Regions from separate parts of the Homo sapiens genome. Here region 1 is linked to region 2. A link is a loop called in an ENCODE intact Hi-C map of the cell type or tissue named here. Cell type or tissue: Caco-2. All regions are shown on one strand. Each heading gives the region's core, and the rest is flanking DNA. Links, peaks and the distances in the headings are about the cores only. Region 1 has its middle 35 kb from the start of SNORA2C. Region 2 has its middle 17 kb from the start of ANP32D.

Region 1 (8,344 bases), core at 315-8,314, 160 kb before region 2:
GCCTGTGGTGGGAGCTTCGCTTGAGCCCAGGAGGTTGAGGATGCAGTGAGCCATAATTGCACCACTGCACTCCAGCCTGGGTGACCAAAAAGAAAATAGCCACAATGAAAGCCAGCGTTTATGGAATACTTTATAATTCATAAAGCAAATATTAACTGATTAGCTAATTTAATAAATATTCAATTCTCAGAATGAGCCCCAAGGTGAAATGTATGTTATAACTTGTTCTTGCAGCATTGGGATGAGCTATCAAGAGTGTTGAGAGGTGAAGCCAGCTGGATTTCTGGGTCGAGTCGGGACTTGGAGAACTTTTCTAACAAGAGGATTGTAAAATGCACCAATCAGCGCTCTGTAGCTAGGATTGTAAAACGCACCAATCAGCACTCTGTGGCTAGCTAGAGGTTTGTAAAATGTGCCAGTCAGCACTCTGTAAAAACGCACCAATCAGCGCTCTGTGTCTAGCTAAAGGATTGTAAATGCACCAATCAGCACTCTGTGTCTAGCTAAAGGATTGTAAATGCACCAATCAGCACTCTGTGAAATGGACCAATCAGCACTCTGTAAAATGGACCAGTCAGCAGGACATGGGAGAGGCCAAATAAGGGAATAAAAGCTGGCCACCCCAGCCAGCACCGGCAACCCACTCAGGTCCCTTTCCACGCTGTGGAAGCTTTGTTCTTTCACTCTTCACAATAAATCTTGCTGCTGCTCACTCTTTGTGTCTGCACCACCTTTAAGAGCTGTAACACTCGCTGCAAAGGTCCGCGGGTTCATTCTTGAAGTCAGCGAGACCACAGACCCACCAGAAGGAAGAAACTCCAGACACATCTGAAGGAACAAACTCTGGACACACCATCTTTAAGAGCTGTAACACTCACTGTGAAGGTCTGCGGCTTCATTCTTGAAGTCAGCAAGACCAAAAGCCTGCTGGAAGGAACCAACTCTGGACACAGTGTGACCTCTAAGGGCTAAATCAACAGTCTTTCTACCCTGGCCTGGGTTAGGACCCTGGGGTCCCGCTTTGATCTCTTAGCAGGGAGGAGGCAAGAAGAAACTGATATATAACTCTGTAGGTATTCTGTCCTGTTTAGTTGGATAGTTTAACATCACAGATTAACATAAAACCAGGTCAGATCCCTTCAAGATAATGGAGACAGACTAAAATGCAGCTGAATGACAAATGTAAATAGGAAATCCCACTGCAGTACTATAGCACCGAGTTTCTTCCATAGCAAGCAGAGAGCAGATCTGGGCCAGGAGGAGGACAGCACAGGCTCTGGGCTGGGGCTGAGATTTTCTAGGAACAGACTGGCATGGCTCTTCCTGGAAAAAACTGGACAAGTGTGTGACATTGGCAGAAGAGAGGCAGAGTAGAGAGTCTTAGGTGTAGAAAAGGTGACTCAGTCTCAAACAAAGTCTCCATAAAGCTTATAATACCTCAATATGAGCAGTAAAACTTCCTGGTCAGTCCTTCAGGATAAACTAGTTTCAAAATGTACTTGTAGATAACTACATGAACTAGTATTCTCAATAAGGCTGTTAGCTAAATCCAGTAAGATGTTGGACGATATGTAATAAAAATAAAGTTTGGCTTTGGAATAACTGATCATCCTAAGCCATCCTTCATGAAGATAATTGGAAAACCAAGCCAACTGTCTTTCAAGACTAATCTTAGATCATGAAAAAAAAAATGTCAACAATACATACACATTATAATAACTCTGCTATTAAAAATTTATTTCTAGTTTTTAATGCACTTTTTATATAGCTATAATTATTATCATATGTACAATTTGAATCCTGATGCTTCACCTAACATTTTATTATAAGCATGTTATATATCCCACATTTAAAATAATAATATAATATTCATTATGTAGCTGTAGCACAATTTGCCTAACCATTTTTTTCAGGGAATCTTTGGGTTGGGAGGGACTGTAAGCTATATATAGGCCAACATTTCACTAAGAGGGGAGGTTATTTATTCTCTTTGTATGTATTTCAACTGAAAAGAAGACAGTGTCTTTTTAGGGTATCTCAGTGTTTCAACAAATTAAAAATTTTAAAACATTTATTTAACATTAGTATTTTTGAGCAATGCATCATTATTGCATACATTTATGGGATACACTATGATATATGTATAAATGTGGCAGGATTAAATCAAGCTAATTAACATATCCATCACCTCACTTACCTATCATTTTTTTTTATGGTGAAGCATTTGAAATTTATGCCCTATTTTGAAATAAATAACACATTATTATTGACCATATTCACGCCACTGTTGCAATAGATCCTAAGACCTATTCTTCCTACCTGAAACTTTGTACCCTTTGATCAACAACTCCCCATTCCCTCCATCTCCACCCCTTTCCCCAAACTCTGGTAACCATCCTTTTAGTTTCTACGTCTGTGAGATCAACTTTATTAGATTTTACATATAAGTGAGATCATGAAGTATTTGTCTTTTTGTGCCTGGCTTATTTCACTTAGCATAATGTCCTACAGATTTATCAACACTGTTGCAAATGATAGGATGTCCCCCCTTTTAAGGCTGAATAGTATTCCATTGTGTATATATGTTACATTTTCTTTATCCATTCACCTGTTGATGGACACTTAGGTTGTTTTCATATCTTGACTGTTGGGAATAATGTTGCCATGAACAGGAGGGCACAGCTATTCCTTTGACATATTTGTTTCAGTTCCTTTGGATATATATCCAGAAGTGGGATTAATGAGTTGTATGGTAATTCTATTTTAGTTTTTTGAGGAACCTCCATATCATTTTTCATAATGGCTTTACTAATTTGCATTCCCACCATCAATATATATGAGTTCCCTTTTCTCCACATCCTCTCCAACACTTGTTATCTTTCATCTTTTTGATAAAAGTCATTCTAACAGGTATGAAGTGATATCTCATTGTGGTTTTAATTTGCGTTTCCCTAATAATTAGTAACGCTGAGCAGTTTTTCATGTATTTATTGGTCATTTATATGACTTTTGAGAAATGTCTGTTCAGGTCCTTAGCCCATTTTTTAATTGGGTTAACTTATAAATAAACGTTTTGGAGCTCCACACATGTTAGGCATTATTGGATGATCAAGACATAGGATCTGCCTGCAGATTAACTATGGTACAGTATGGAATATGTGACAACTGCTACAAAAGAGCTGCATAGTTTATTGAGAAGGGATTAAGGGAAGTTAATGGAGAAAGTGGAATATGCACTAGAATGTAAAACAGTAGAGGTTTTAGAAAGTTAAAAATGAGGGGGCTGGGCATGGTGGCTCAAGCCTGTAATCCCAGCACTTTAGGAGGCCAAGGCGGGTGGATCAGAAGGTCAGGAGATCAAGATCATCCTGGCCAACATGGTGAAACCCTGCCTCTACTAAAAATAGAAAAATTAGCTGGGCTTGTTGGTGGGCGCCTGTAATCCCAGCTACTCAGGAGGCTGAAGCAGAAGAATCGCTTGAACCCGGGAGGCAGAGGTTGTAGTGAGCCAAGATTGTGCCACTGCATTCCAGCTTGGGCGACAGAGTGAGACACCATCTCAAAAAAAAAAAAGAAAGTTAAAAATGAGGGTAAGGTTTTCAGCTTCCACCCATGACGGAGTGACTGGTACCAGTCTAGTCCTCCTGATGTAAACAACTACAAAATGGACAACACATAAAATATCTGTTTCCAGCTACTGGAAAACATATAGCACAGAACCTTAATTCCTTAGAGAAGGGAAGTCCTACCATCACATTAGTTTTTCTGTCTTGACTCACTTTCCAGACCTGGAATCCAGGAGGGCCTAAGCTGAGGAGACAGAGATCAGAGTTTGGAGAGGCAGAGATTGTTTAAATTTGTAGGGCAGAAGAGGAGGGAGGTATAGTGAGAAAGAATTTCAGAAACCTATGTAGGAATCTCATGAGACTTTGGCTGAATATTACTAGGAGCTGTAAGTTAAGTAACCACTAGAACTCATACAGAATGGGAGATGTTAGAGCTCCAACCATTCAGGCTGGAGAGATCTCATTGAAAACTGGGGGTATGCAGCAGATATCTCAGAAAGGTCACACCTTAGGTATAGGTATAAATCAGTCGAAGAATAAAAGCTAATCTAGACCTATTCGAACAAAACTTAAAAACAAAGCTTGAAAAGATTAAACTGAACCTTAAGTATCTTAACTGTCTACTAGAACAAGGCCAAGTGGATCACAAGGTCAGGAGTTTGAGACCAGCCTGACCAATATGGTGAAACACCCTCTCTAGTAAAAATACAAAAATTAGCCGGGCGTGGTGGTGGGCGCCTGTAATCCCAGCTAGTCAGGAGGCTGAGGCAGGAGAATCGCTTGAACCTGGGAGGCGGAAGTTGCAGTGAGCCGAGATCGCGCCACTGCACTCCAGCCTGAGCGACAGAGGATCCATCTCAAAAAAAAAAAAAAAACAAAAAACAACAAAAAAAAAAACCCAAAATCCAGACACGCAACAACAGGATATCCATAATGTCCAGCCTCTAATAGAACGATTAGTAGAAATACAAAGAAGCAGATAAATGTGACCACTAACCAGAGAAAAATGATAAAAGACATGAGCAAGATGGCAGAATAAGAAATTCCAGACCCTCTTTCTTCCATGAGAACATGAACTTAACAATATATAAACCTGTTTGAAGAATCCAGAAATCAGTTAATAGGTTCTTGCCCCTCAGTCGAGTGCGAAGGCAACCCTATCAAAACTTAGCAGGAAAATTTATGACATTCACTCACCCTTCCCTCTGGCACGGCATGACATAATCTGAAGGATACCTCCAACTCTCCACTTCTTCCTGGGAAGGGAAAGGAGTGAAATGTGCACCCAACATTCTGACTTATGAAGATGCTGTTGAGGGAGCTGCCCAAATTTAAGCACTGACAGGAACAGTGCTCAGGTTGGGGCTGGTTAAGGACAAAGGTGATCAACGTGGTTTGTTCCAGCACCAGAATCTGCAGTACCACAGACAAACACTAGGTGGAACTCCAGTACCGCAGCTTTCTACAGCACCCGAGAAGCGGCAGCATTGCAGACAGACACAAGAGCTCCTGAGTAGAAGAAACTGGCAAACATCTTCATTTAGGTTGACTATGGTGAAGCAAATTTTCATATCCATCATCTCATGCAGTTACTCATGGTTTTTGTTTTTGTGGCAAGAGCAGCTAAAATATACTCATTTAGCTTGAATCCCGTATAGAGTACAATTTTATTACCTGTGATCCTCATGTTTTATGTACATTTGATCTCTAGATTCGTTCATCCTATATATCTGCCACTTTGCATTCTCTGACATACATCTCCTCATTTCCTCCTCACACCTGCTCCCGGTAACCAGCGTTTTGTTCTGTAATAAATGAACTTTAAATATAAATATAAACATGAGAATATGTCATGAAAATGATTATCATAAGAAAGTTGTACTTGTCAAGGTGATTAAAGTAAAACAACAACAACAACAACAAAGAAAGCTGTAGTGGTTGTATTAATGTAAGACAAAATAGAGTTCCAAACAAGAAATTTTCTAGGAATAAATAAGAATTTATATAATGATAACGAGTTAAATTCATCAAGAAGGTAGAACAATCTGAAATGTGTGTGGACTCAATAACAGAGCTTCAAAATGAAGTGAATGAGGGAAAAACTGATAGAGCTGAAATGACTACAGTTGGATATTTCAACGTTCTTCTCTCAAGCATTTATTCAACGAGTAGTCAGAAAATCAGTATGTATGTAGAAAACTTACAAAACACTATCAACCAACTTGATATGATTGACATTTATAGTACACTTCATGTATAACAGCAAGAAAGACTTTCTCACCAAAATAGACCATATGCTGGGCTATAAAACAAAACTCAATAAATTTCAAAGAATTAAGATAAAGCTGAATATTTTCTATTACCACAAGGGGAGTAAATTAGAAATAAACAACAATAAAATATCTAGAATTTAAGCAACATACTTTTATTTTATGATGATTTTTTTTTTTTGAGATGGAGGCTCGCTCTGCCACCAGGCTGGAGTGCAGTGATGCGATCTCGGCTCACTGCAACCTCTGCCTCCTGGGTTCAAGTGATTCTCTTGCCTCAGCCTCCCGAGTAGCTGGGACTACAGAGACACACCACCACACCCGGCTAATTTTTTGTATTTTAGTACAGACGGGGTTTCACCATGTTGGCCAGGCTGGTCTCAAATTCCTGACCTCATGAACCCGCCTCGGCCTCCCAAAGTGCTGGGATTATAGATGTGAGCTGGGATTATAGATGTGCGCCCAGCCTATTATTATGATTTTTTGAGAGACATAGTCTCACTCCGTTGCGCAGGCTGCAGTGCAGTGGTGTGATCATAGCTTACTGTAACCTCAAACTCCTGGACTCAAATAATCTTCCTGTTGCAGCCTCCTGAGTGGCTGGGACTAGAGGCATGTGCCACTATATCTGCTTAATTAAGTTTTTTTTTTTTTTGTAGAGACAAGGTCTTGCTATATTGCCCAGGCTGGTCTCAAACCCCTGGCCCCAAAAAATTCTCCTGCCTTGGCCTCCCAAAGTGCTGGGATTACAGGCATGAGCCATTGTGCCTCGCATGCAATGTGTGTTTAAATAACCCATGAGTAAAGGAAGAAATCACAAGGGAAATTAGAAAATATTTTGAACTAAATTATAATAATTACATATGAAAAATTGTGAAATGCTGCTAAATCAGTGCTTAGAAGAAACTTTATGTCTTTAAATGCTTATGTTAGAAAGATAAATATTTAAAACCAATAATTTAAGCTTCCACTTTAACAAGGTAGATCAGGAAAAGCAAGATGGACTCAGAGTAAATAGAACAGAGAAAATAACAAAGAATGGAAATCAATGAATATAAAGGAGAAAAACCAATAAAACAAAAATTAGTTTTTAAAAATTTGAAACAGGGTATTGTTCTGTCATTCAGGCTGGAGTGCAGTGATATGATCATGGCTCACTGCAGCCTCAACCTCTTGGGCTCAGGTGATCCTCCCATCTCAGCCTCCCAGGTAGCTGGAACTACAGGTATACACCACCATGCCTGGCTAATGTTTTAGATTTTTTGTAGAGTCAGGGTTTCACCATGTTGCCCAGGCTGGTCTTGGACTCCTAGGCTCAAGTGGTCTGGCCTTCCAAATTGCTGGGATTACAGGCAAAAAATTAGCTCTTTGAAAAAAATCAATAAAATTGATAAATTATCAGCTAAATTGACTTAAACCCAGACAAACACAAATTATCAATATCAATAAACAAAAGAAGAGGTATCACTACAAACCCTACAGATATTAAAAGAATTAAAAGGCAGTATTATGAACAACCTTATGCCAATACATTTGACAATTTAAATAAAATTTTTAAATTACTTGAAAGATGCTAATGACCAGAATGACATAAGAATTAATACAAATCTGAATAATCTTATATCTATAAAAGAAATTAAACTCATAATTGCTGTAGTTTGGTAGACTCAGCCATTCCAGTCTGCTGGTTTTGGAGAATATAAAGTCTGGATGAGGAAAAGTCCCTCACAAAGCAACACAGCCACCTTGCCAGACTGTGGTCAGACTGCTTCTTTAAGCGGGACCCCAGTTCATTCTTCCTCACTGGGTGCAACCTCTCTGTGGGAGCTTCAGCCACTCCAGCTAGGGTTCTACAGAAAAAGCTCTGATCTCTCCCTGGGATAGAGCCCCTGGGGGAGGTGCAGCTGCTGTCTTTGTGGTTTGGTTGACTCAGTCTTTTCCAGCCTATCGGCTTTGGAGAATACAAACAGTCTGGACAAGGAAGGGCTCCCCCCAGTGCAGCACACCTGCTCTATCAAAAAGCAGTCAGATTGCTTATTTATTTATTTATTTTTGAGACGGAGTCTCACTCTGTCCCCCAGGCTGGAGTGCAGTGGCATGATCTCGGCTCATTGCATGCTCCACCTCCCAGGTTCATGCCATTCTCCTGCCTCAGCCTCCCGAGTAGCTGGGACTACAGGCACCTGCCACCACACCTGGCTAATTTTTTTTTTTTGTTTTTTTTTAGTGGAGATGGGGTTTCACCATGTTAGCCAGGATGGTCTCGATCTCCTGACCTCGTGATCCACCTGCCTCGGCCTCCCAGGGTGTTGGATTACAGGCATGAGCCCACTGTGCCCGGCACAGATTGCTTATTTAAGTGGGTCCCTGATCCCATTCCTCCTGACTGGGTGAGACCTCCCAACAGGGGTCTCCAGACACCTCCTACCAGTGTGTTTGGGCCAGCAACAGGTCAGTACCCACCTGGGACAAAGTTTCCAGAGGAAGGAGCTGGCAGCCATCTTTGCT
Region 2 (8,344 bases), core at 139-8,138:
GTAATAAACTGCAACTGTAATTACGATGGTTTCTGAGTCATGTGAGTCTTTCTAGAGAATAACTGAGCCTAAGAATGGTCTTGGGAATCCCTGACACAACCTTTAAATTTCAGTGACCGAAAATCGGAAAGTTCTATTTTTTTACTCACATGACATGTCCTCTCTAGATGGGCTTGGAGGAAGGGCTTTGCTCTGTATCATCTCCACCCAGATAACCAGGCTGAGGGAGCCTCCTCCTTCATCCTTCAGCATTGTTGAGATATGGAAAAAGAAACATGATGAATCACACTGTTTTAAAAACTTCTGCCTTGAACTGACACATCACCGCCACTCACTTTCCGTTGGCCCAAACTAGATATTTAGCTACACTTACCTTTGAGGCAGCTGAGAAGTTCCGTCTCACCGTGTGCTCAGACAGAGGACTGGAATATTGGTGAAAGCATTCCTGATTACCTCAGCACCTACAAGCTCTAAAAGTCCTGGCTTGAGTCTTCTACCACTGCGATAGCAGGACCTATCAAGCAGAGAAAAATGATTATAAGAATGAGGGAGAGCTAGGAAAGTGCAATTTCATAATATTTAAGCAAGTAAAGAAATAAAAGGAGAAAGGGGTAGTTACAATTTATCAAGAAGATTTTGGTGCAGAAAAAGTGTATGATTCCTGAAGAGGAGGATAGATGGAAGCCAGCTTACAGGAGGTTCAAAAAAGGAGCTGATGGGTAGGAAAGGATGTCAGCATGCTTGGACATCTGCTTGAAAAGTTGGGCAGCAAAGATGAGAGAAAATATTTGATAAGTTCTATTAAAATGCTTAAAATCTCTGAAAATCTAAGTAAGATAGTAATGTTTCAATGAAGACTAGAGGTCCATGACTGCTCATGCATGCTTAATCGTTTCAGTCTTTCCAAAATAGGAAGTGAGGTACCATCAGGATGAGGTATGAGGTTTGGTTTAAAAAAAAAAAAAGAACAATCAAGGTATCCTCTGTGGAGCAGGTGTCAGGCATAAAACAATAATGACTAGAGATCATGATGTTGATGGTAACACTAATATTTTGTAAACATTTATTAAACACCCATGTCTTGAGCACTAAGATACAAATTGGGAATAAAATAACTGGAGGAGACTGGTCCCTGTCCTTGAGAAGCTACTTTGTAGTTAACAGTAACGTTTGGGTGAGCCATGCAGTAAATAAGCATATGAATCAGGTATGGAGGTCAACAGAGAGGTGGTTGTTAAAATACAGCAGTAGAAAGGTGATATGAACAATTATGGGAAAGAGAAGCCTATTCTGTCCAAACACCCCGATAATAAAATTCCATGTATGTTTAACTCAAATACTGAGTTATGTGTTTTCAATGCATATAGCTCAGAGTTTTGACTGTTTAGATCCCTCTCCTGTACCAATCAACAAATATTCTCTAAATCCAGAATATTCTCCTCACTAGCTGCTGAGCAGTTGCAGTGAATGAGGCCAAGGGCAGTTTGTGCATTTAATTGACTCCAGCAGGTCAGGCTGGAGTTCACTAGGAAAGCCTCAAGGGTGTCTGCCTCCTTTTCTGCATTTCTGATATTTCTGCTGAGAGGAAGCCGAAAACAAGGTGGGCCTCTGGCCAGTTTCTTCAAAAGTCTGTAGGTGAGGGAAGTAAAGCACAGGCCACCCTTGCCTTCAGCAATTGTTCCTGGGCTCAGACACTGGGGAGCTGCTTCCTCAAACTCCTGTCAACTAAGCTTTCTGTGATCTGTCAGAGGAGGGAGAAGCTGCTGGGGCCTGAAGGGACAAGTGCCAACTTGCAATAAGGAGACCCTGGAACGCCAGGCAGAACATCACTCCCCAGTCATCCCGTCCTCTGGGTAATGATGCTCAATGGCCTCATAGCTGCTTCTCCCGCAGGACACAATTTCAGTGTCATTGTGGAGGTAGAGAATGCCACACAGAAAGAGGACCCAAAGCCAAGGAGGCAGCAGACTGGAGAGGCTCACAGCTTCTGGGCACCGAAGCCGAAGCTGACTTCCCCATCCCATTAGAGACAGGCTTGGAGGGGCCAAACACCATCAGAACAATTTTCCCTGGCAGAGAAGCCCGGGACTAGAGCAAATCCAACTTTGGGAGGCCGAGGCAGGCAGATCACAAGGTCAGGAGTTCGAGACCAGCCTGACCAACATGGTGAAAACCCGTCTCTACTAAAAATACAAAAATTAGCCGGGTGTGGTGGCAGACACCTGTAATCCCAGCTACTCAGGAGGTTGAGGCAGGAGCATCACTTGAACCCATAAGGCAGAGGTTGCAGTGAGCTGAGATCAAGACATCACACTCCAGCCTGGGCCACAGAGTGAAACTCCATCTCAAAAAACAAACAAACAAAAAAACTAAACAAAAATAAAAAACCACCACCACCACCACCACCACCACCAACAACAACAACAAAAAACTGCTTGTTGCATTCATTTGGCACCAAGCTTACGGCCCATTCTTCTGAGTTCGGGCCTGGGGCCCTACGGTCACCTCTCACTCTATACCACCCCCAGCTTGGTCTGATTCCATTTAATTTCATAGTCTATGGATTACCCACGATGTGCTGGGGACATATTACACAGAGACCACATATTAATAGGGGAGACAGACACAAGTAACTACACACTAAACTTAATGCATGATTTAGGAGCTACAAAGTATCTAGAAACCACCAAGAAAGGAAAGATTTTAACAGTAGGATCACATCTAAATATTCAGCATCCTATGAAAGATTCTTGGCAGACTGGTCCTCATAATGGTGATAATATGCTTTCCTTGATTTGAAGATGCACACTTTTCGTACTTTGGTGTTTCTGAGATTCAGCTGCTTCTTACAATTGATGTGTGCATTTAATGTGGTTTATTCTGCTTGCCAAAGAAGAAAAAAGCTGATAATTAACAGATAGTTCAGTTTTTTCAACTGATGAGAACCTAGACAGAGGGAAATATATTAATAATAACACAGCACTAATGGGCTAGACAATATGCTAAATGTTATGTGAACATCTCATTTCATCCTCACAACCAACCTAACATGGAGAACAATTGTCAAAGCCATTTTCCAGGCAAAGAAACAAAGAGAAATAGCTTTCCCAAGGTCACGGCAGGCGAGGAGCAGAGTTGGGATTCAAATTTAACCCTCTTTGGCTCCAGAGTCCATGATCTTAATCTCAAATGCTACCTGTTCACATCTCTCTTCCTTTACTAAACTGGTTCCTCTGCCGGGAAGACTTCTGCCACTCCTCGTTCTAAGACTTGCTTCTCTAGATAAGGCAGGGTCAAATGGTATCTTTCCTGTAACTATTTCCCTGACCACTTGATACAGCTTGAATTTTTCCTCCTCTGAACTCCCATAGCAATCTTGTCACACTGGTAGAGTATAACTTACTATACTGCATTACAGCTGTCAGTATAACTTTATTCCTCATTACAGTGTGAGTGTCTTAAAGGCAGAGACTCTCTCCTACTCGTCTTTATATACCCAGGGCCCAATACAGTGCCTGGAAAACAATTGTTGTTGGCTGAGCTGCTTAAAAAATGTGTTTTCCCTACTTCGTTGAGATATAGAGAAAGCTTTACAGACTTTTAAATGATAATTTATTGAGTACAAACTACTGACATAATATTAGCTAAGAGCTTTATATGCTCTTATACTTTTTGTGAGAAGAAATGAGATAATCAGTGTAAAACACTTAAAATAGCGTATGGCACATGGTAAGGATTCAATCACGTTATTTTTTAATTATTATCACTATTTAACCATTGTGAAAATTCACTGAGTAGTTACTATGATTGTTAGTGTTCTATAAATAAGGCAACTGAGTAATAGAAGGCGAAGAAACTTATTCACTGTCAAACAGACAATGAAGGACAGATTTTGATCATTTATGTGTATGTATCAAATCTTACCTCATGGATACATTTTTCATAATTTTACACAGTGCAGGGGGTATCTCTGCCTGTTCTCTAGACTTCCAGTGCCTGTTAGCTCTTCTGTACAATCATGTTGGAGCTGCTCACTGATCTTTAGGTGCTGCTCAACTCCAGGTTTTCTTGTTATTTAAATCTTTTCTTCAGCCTCTCTGCTCCAAAACCTGGAAGATCTGAAAGAAAAACTTGGCTGAATATGGTTGTGTCTCTGACAAAGACTGCTGTTCTGCTGACGTTTCTCTGAGATCTGTAACAACTCTGTCTGCATCCCAAGCCATGGGTTTGGTGAGCTGCTTAAAATTGGCAGTCAAAACTCTGATTTGACCATAAAGACATATGTATGCATATGTTCATCACAGCGCTTTTCACAATAGCAAAGACATGGAATCAACCTAGATGCCCATTAACAGTGGACTGGAAAAAGAAAATGTGGTATATATACACCATAGAATACTATGCTGCCATCAAAAAGAATAAAATCATGGCTTTTGGAGCAACATGGATGCAGCTGGTGGCCATTATCCTAAATGAACTAATACAGGAACAGAAAACCAAATCGTGCATGTTCTTATTTATAAGTGGGAGGTAAACATTGAGTACACAGGGACACAAAGAGGAGAACAATAGACACTGGGGCCTACTTGAGGTTGGAGGATGGGATTGAAAAACTGCCTGTCTGGTACTATGCTCACTACCTGGATGATGAAATCATTTGTACACCAAACTCCAGTGACACGCAATTTACCCACATAACAAACCTGCACAGGTACCCTCTGAACCTAAAAGTTGGAAGGAAAAACAAACCCAAAAGGAAGCCCCTATGATTTGAAGAAACTTGCAGTAGTCAAAACTTGTCATTCTAAAGTTGAGCCACAAGGAAGCAGTAGTGTCCTAGCTGTAAGGTCTGAAGATGCTGGCATATTTATTCTAATGCCTTCCCTAGACTTACAACCTTAAGCTTTGCATATTTCATTTACTAAGTTACTATAGTTACCCAACAGTATTTGTAAAATATGATACTTGGAATTTATGTTACAAAGAAATAATTTCAATCTTAAAAAGAGAGTCAAAGTATAATTTTGCATTTTTCTTTTAACACTTATTTTATGCTGCATAACTTTCCTCTGAGGCTGCATTAAATAAAGAAGGAAAGAGATAGAGAAGAAGGGGCAGGAGGACAGAAAGCAGGCCACAGGCTTTATTCTTAGCAATCAGACCTGCTCAGGCAAACCCCACATCTCCTAGGCCTTTCTAATCTGCCTGCAGTTTGTGATAGTCTTCATCTTTTTTCTATGTCAGGTAAAAATGACTATGCAGCCTGTCCAATCTGATTAATCGAATTAAAGAACAGTCTTGGCCGGGTGCGGTGGCTCAAGTCTGTAATCCCAGCACTTTGGGAGGCCGAGGTGGGCAGATCACGACGTCAGGAGATGGAGACTATCCTGGCCAACATGGTGAAACCCTGTCTCTAGTAAAAATACAAAAAAAATTAACTGGATGTGGTGGTGTATGCCTGTAGTCCCAGCTACTTAGGAGGCTGAGGCAGGAGAATCACTTGAACCCAGGAGGCAGAGGTTGCAGTGAGCTGAGATCGCACGACTTCTCGCCAGCCTGGCAACAGAGTGAGACTCCGTCTCAAAAAAAAAAAAAAAAAAAACAAACAAAAAAAGAGAGAGAGAGAGAGAACTGTCTTGATTTTCCTTCCTATAATTTAGAGCCCCTGATTTATTTTTCAACAATAACAGGAGTTCCCTGACCTCATGGTATCCTGATGCTCCAAAGTTACAGAAGGCTTCAAGTACAATGAATCTAAATCAAAAGAAGGCACTTCTTTTTTCAGTTTGGTTGAGAAGTAAAATATCACCTTCTTTGTTTTCTCAAGGTCAGAATAAATGAGCTGTGAACGATTACATGTATATGGATATGGATAGGTAGGTAGATAGATGAATATAGATATATGATATTATGCTTATATGTTTCATATATATTGTGTGTGTGTGTTTGATACAGGCAATGTGCAAAATATTTTGTTTTATTCTTTAAAAGATACCTTAGGTTTAAATAAACTTGAGGATAAATCCTGGCTCTTCATTATCTTTAAATTTCTAGCTGTGAGGCACTGGGCAAATTAGTTTCTTTGAATATCAGAACATGAATATACACATATATATGTGTATATGTGTATATATATGTATATATATGTGTATATATATGTATGTGTATATATATACACATTTATTTATTTCCAACTTTTACTTTAAGTTCAGGGATACATGTGCAGGATGTGCAGGTTTGTTGCATAGGTAAACACTTGCCATGGTGGTTTGCTGCACAGATCATCTCATCACCCAGGTATTAAGCTCAGCATCCACTAGCCATTCTTCCTGATCCTCTCCCTCTTCCCATCCCCCACCCTCCAACAGGCCCCAGTGTGTGCTGTTGCCCACTGTGTATCCACGTGTTCTCATCATTCAGCTCCCACTTATAAGTGAGAACATGTGGTGTTTGGTTGTCTGTTCCTGCATTAGTTTGCTAAGGATAATGGTCTCCAGCTCCATCCATGTTCCTGCAAAGAACATGATCTCGTTCCTTTTTATGGCTGCATAGTATTCCATCATGTATGTACCACATTTTCCTTATCCAGTCTATCATTGATGGGCATTTAGCTTGATTCCATGTCTTTGCTATTGTGAATAGTGCTTCAGTGAACAGACATGTGCATGTGTCTTTATAACAGAATGATTTATATCCCTTTGGGTATATACTCAGTAATGGGATTGCTGGGTTGAATGATATTTCTGTCTCTAGGTCTTTGAGGAATCATCACACTGTCTTCTACAATGGTTGAACTAATTTACACTCCCACCAACGGTGTAAAAATGTTTCTTTTTTGCCACAATCTTGCTAGTTCTGTTATTTTTAATAATAGACATTCTGGTGTGAGATGGTATTTCATTGTGGTTTTGATTTGCATTTCTCTAATGATCAGTGATGTTGAAGTTTTTTTCATATGTTTGTTCATCACATGTATGTCTTCTTTTGAGATGTATTTGTTCATGTCTTTTGCCCACTTTTTAATGGAGTTGTTTGTTTTTTCTTGTAAATTTGTTTAAGTTCCTTATAAATGCTGGATACTAGACCTTTGTCAGATGCATAGATTGCAAAAATTTTCTTCCATTCTGTAGGCTGTCTATTTACTCTGTTGATAGTTTTTGTTGTCGTTGTTGTGTTTTTTTCTGTGCAGAAGCTCTTTAGTTTAATTAGATCCCATTTGTCAATTTTTGCTTTTGTTGCAATTGCTTTTAGCATCTTTGTCATGAAATCTTTGCCTGTGCCTATGTCCTGAATGGTATTGCCTAAGTTTTCTTGTAGAGTTTTTACAGTTTTGGGTTTCACATTTAAATCTGTAATCTATCTTGAGTTGATTTTTGCATATGGGGTGAGGAAGGGGTCCAGTTTCAACTATCTGCGTATGGCTAGGCAGTTCTCCCAGCACCATTTATTAAATAAGAAATCCTTTCCCCATTGCTTGTTTTTGTAAGATTTGTTGAAGATCAGATGCTTGTAGGTGTGTGGTCTTATTTCTGGGTTCTCTATTCTGTTCCATTGATTTATGTGTCTGTTCTTGTACCAGTACTAGGCTGTTTTGGTTACTGTATCCCTGCAGTATAGTTTGAATTTGGGTAGAGTGATACTTCCAGCTTTGTTCTTTTTGCTTAGGATTGTCTTGGCCACTTGAGTTCTTTTTTGGTTCCACATGAATTTTAAAATAGGTTTTTCTAATTCTGTGAAGAATATCAATGGTAGTTTAATGGGAATAGCATTGAATCTATAAATTATTTTGGACAGTATGGCCATTTTCACAATATTGATTCTTCCTATTCATAAACATGGAATGTTTTTCTATTTGTGCCATTTCTGATTTCTTTGAGCAGTGGTTTGCAGTTCTCTTTGAAGAAGTCCTTTGCTTCCCTTCTTAGCTGTATTCCTAGGTATTTTATTCATTATGGCAATTGTGAATGGGAGTTCATTGTGATTTGGCTGTTGGCTTGCCTGTTGTTGGTGTATAGGAATGCTAGTGATTTTTGCACATTAACTTTGTATCCTGAGACTTTGCTGAAGTTGCTTATCAGCTTAAGAAGCTTTTGGGCTGAGATGATTGGGTTTTCTAGAAATAGGATTATGCCATCTGCAAACAAAGATAGTTTGACTTCCTCTTTCCTATTTGAATATCCCTTATTTCTTTCTCTCGCCTGATTGCCCTGGCCAGAACTTCTAATACTATATTGAATAGGAGTGGTGAGGGAGGGCAATTTTGTCTTGTGCTGGTTTTCAAGGGGAGAATGCTTCCAGCTTTTGCCCATTCAGTATGATATTGGCTGTGGGTTTGTCATATGTG

What was found. Hi-C counts contacts between places; a loop is a spot of excess contacts. Peaks named below come from ENCODE experiments on the same cell type or tissue, not always from the same donor. Only the 100,000 strongest peaks of a DNase experiment are listed, where the experiment ranks them.
Region 1: it touches region 2 in a loop (4-fold over the local background); 4 of 110 quality-filtered maps call a loop at or near these places.

The regions. Positions count from the first base shown.
Region 1 is chr12:48,615,298-48,623,641 of GRCh38, reverse strand. No RefSeq gene overlaps it. Among named protein-coding and RNA genes, the nearest start is that of SNORA2C, 35 kb to the left of the region's middle. In Caco-2, for the core only: a CTCF peak has its summit at 5,016 (motif pointing right); a DNase peak (open chromatin) is centred at 5,021.
Region 2 is chr12:48,451,355-48,459,698 of GRCh38, reverse strand. It overlaps a transcript of C12orf54 not described here. Among named protein-coding and RNA genes, the nearest start is that of ANP32D, 17 kb to the left of the region's middle. In Caco-2, for the core only: a CTCF peak has its summit at 4,819; no DNase peak of the experiment used is centred there.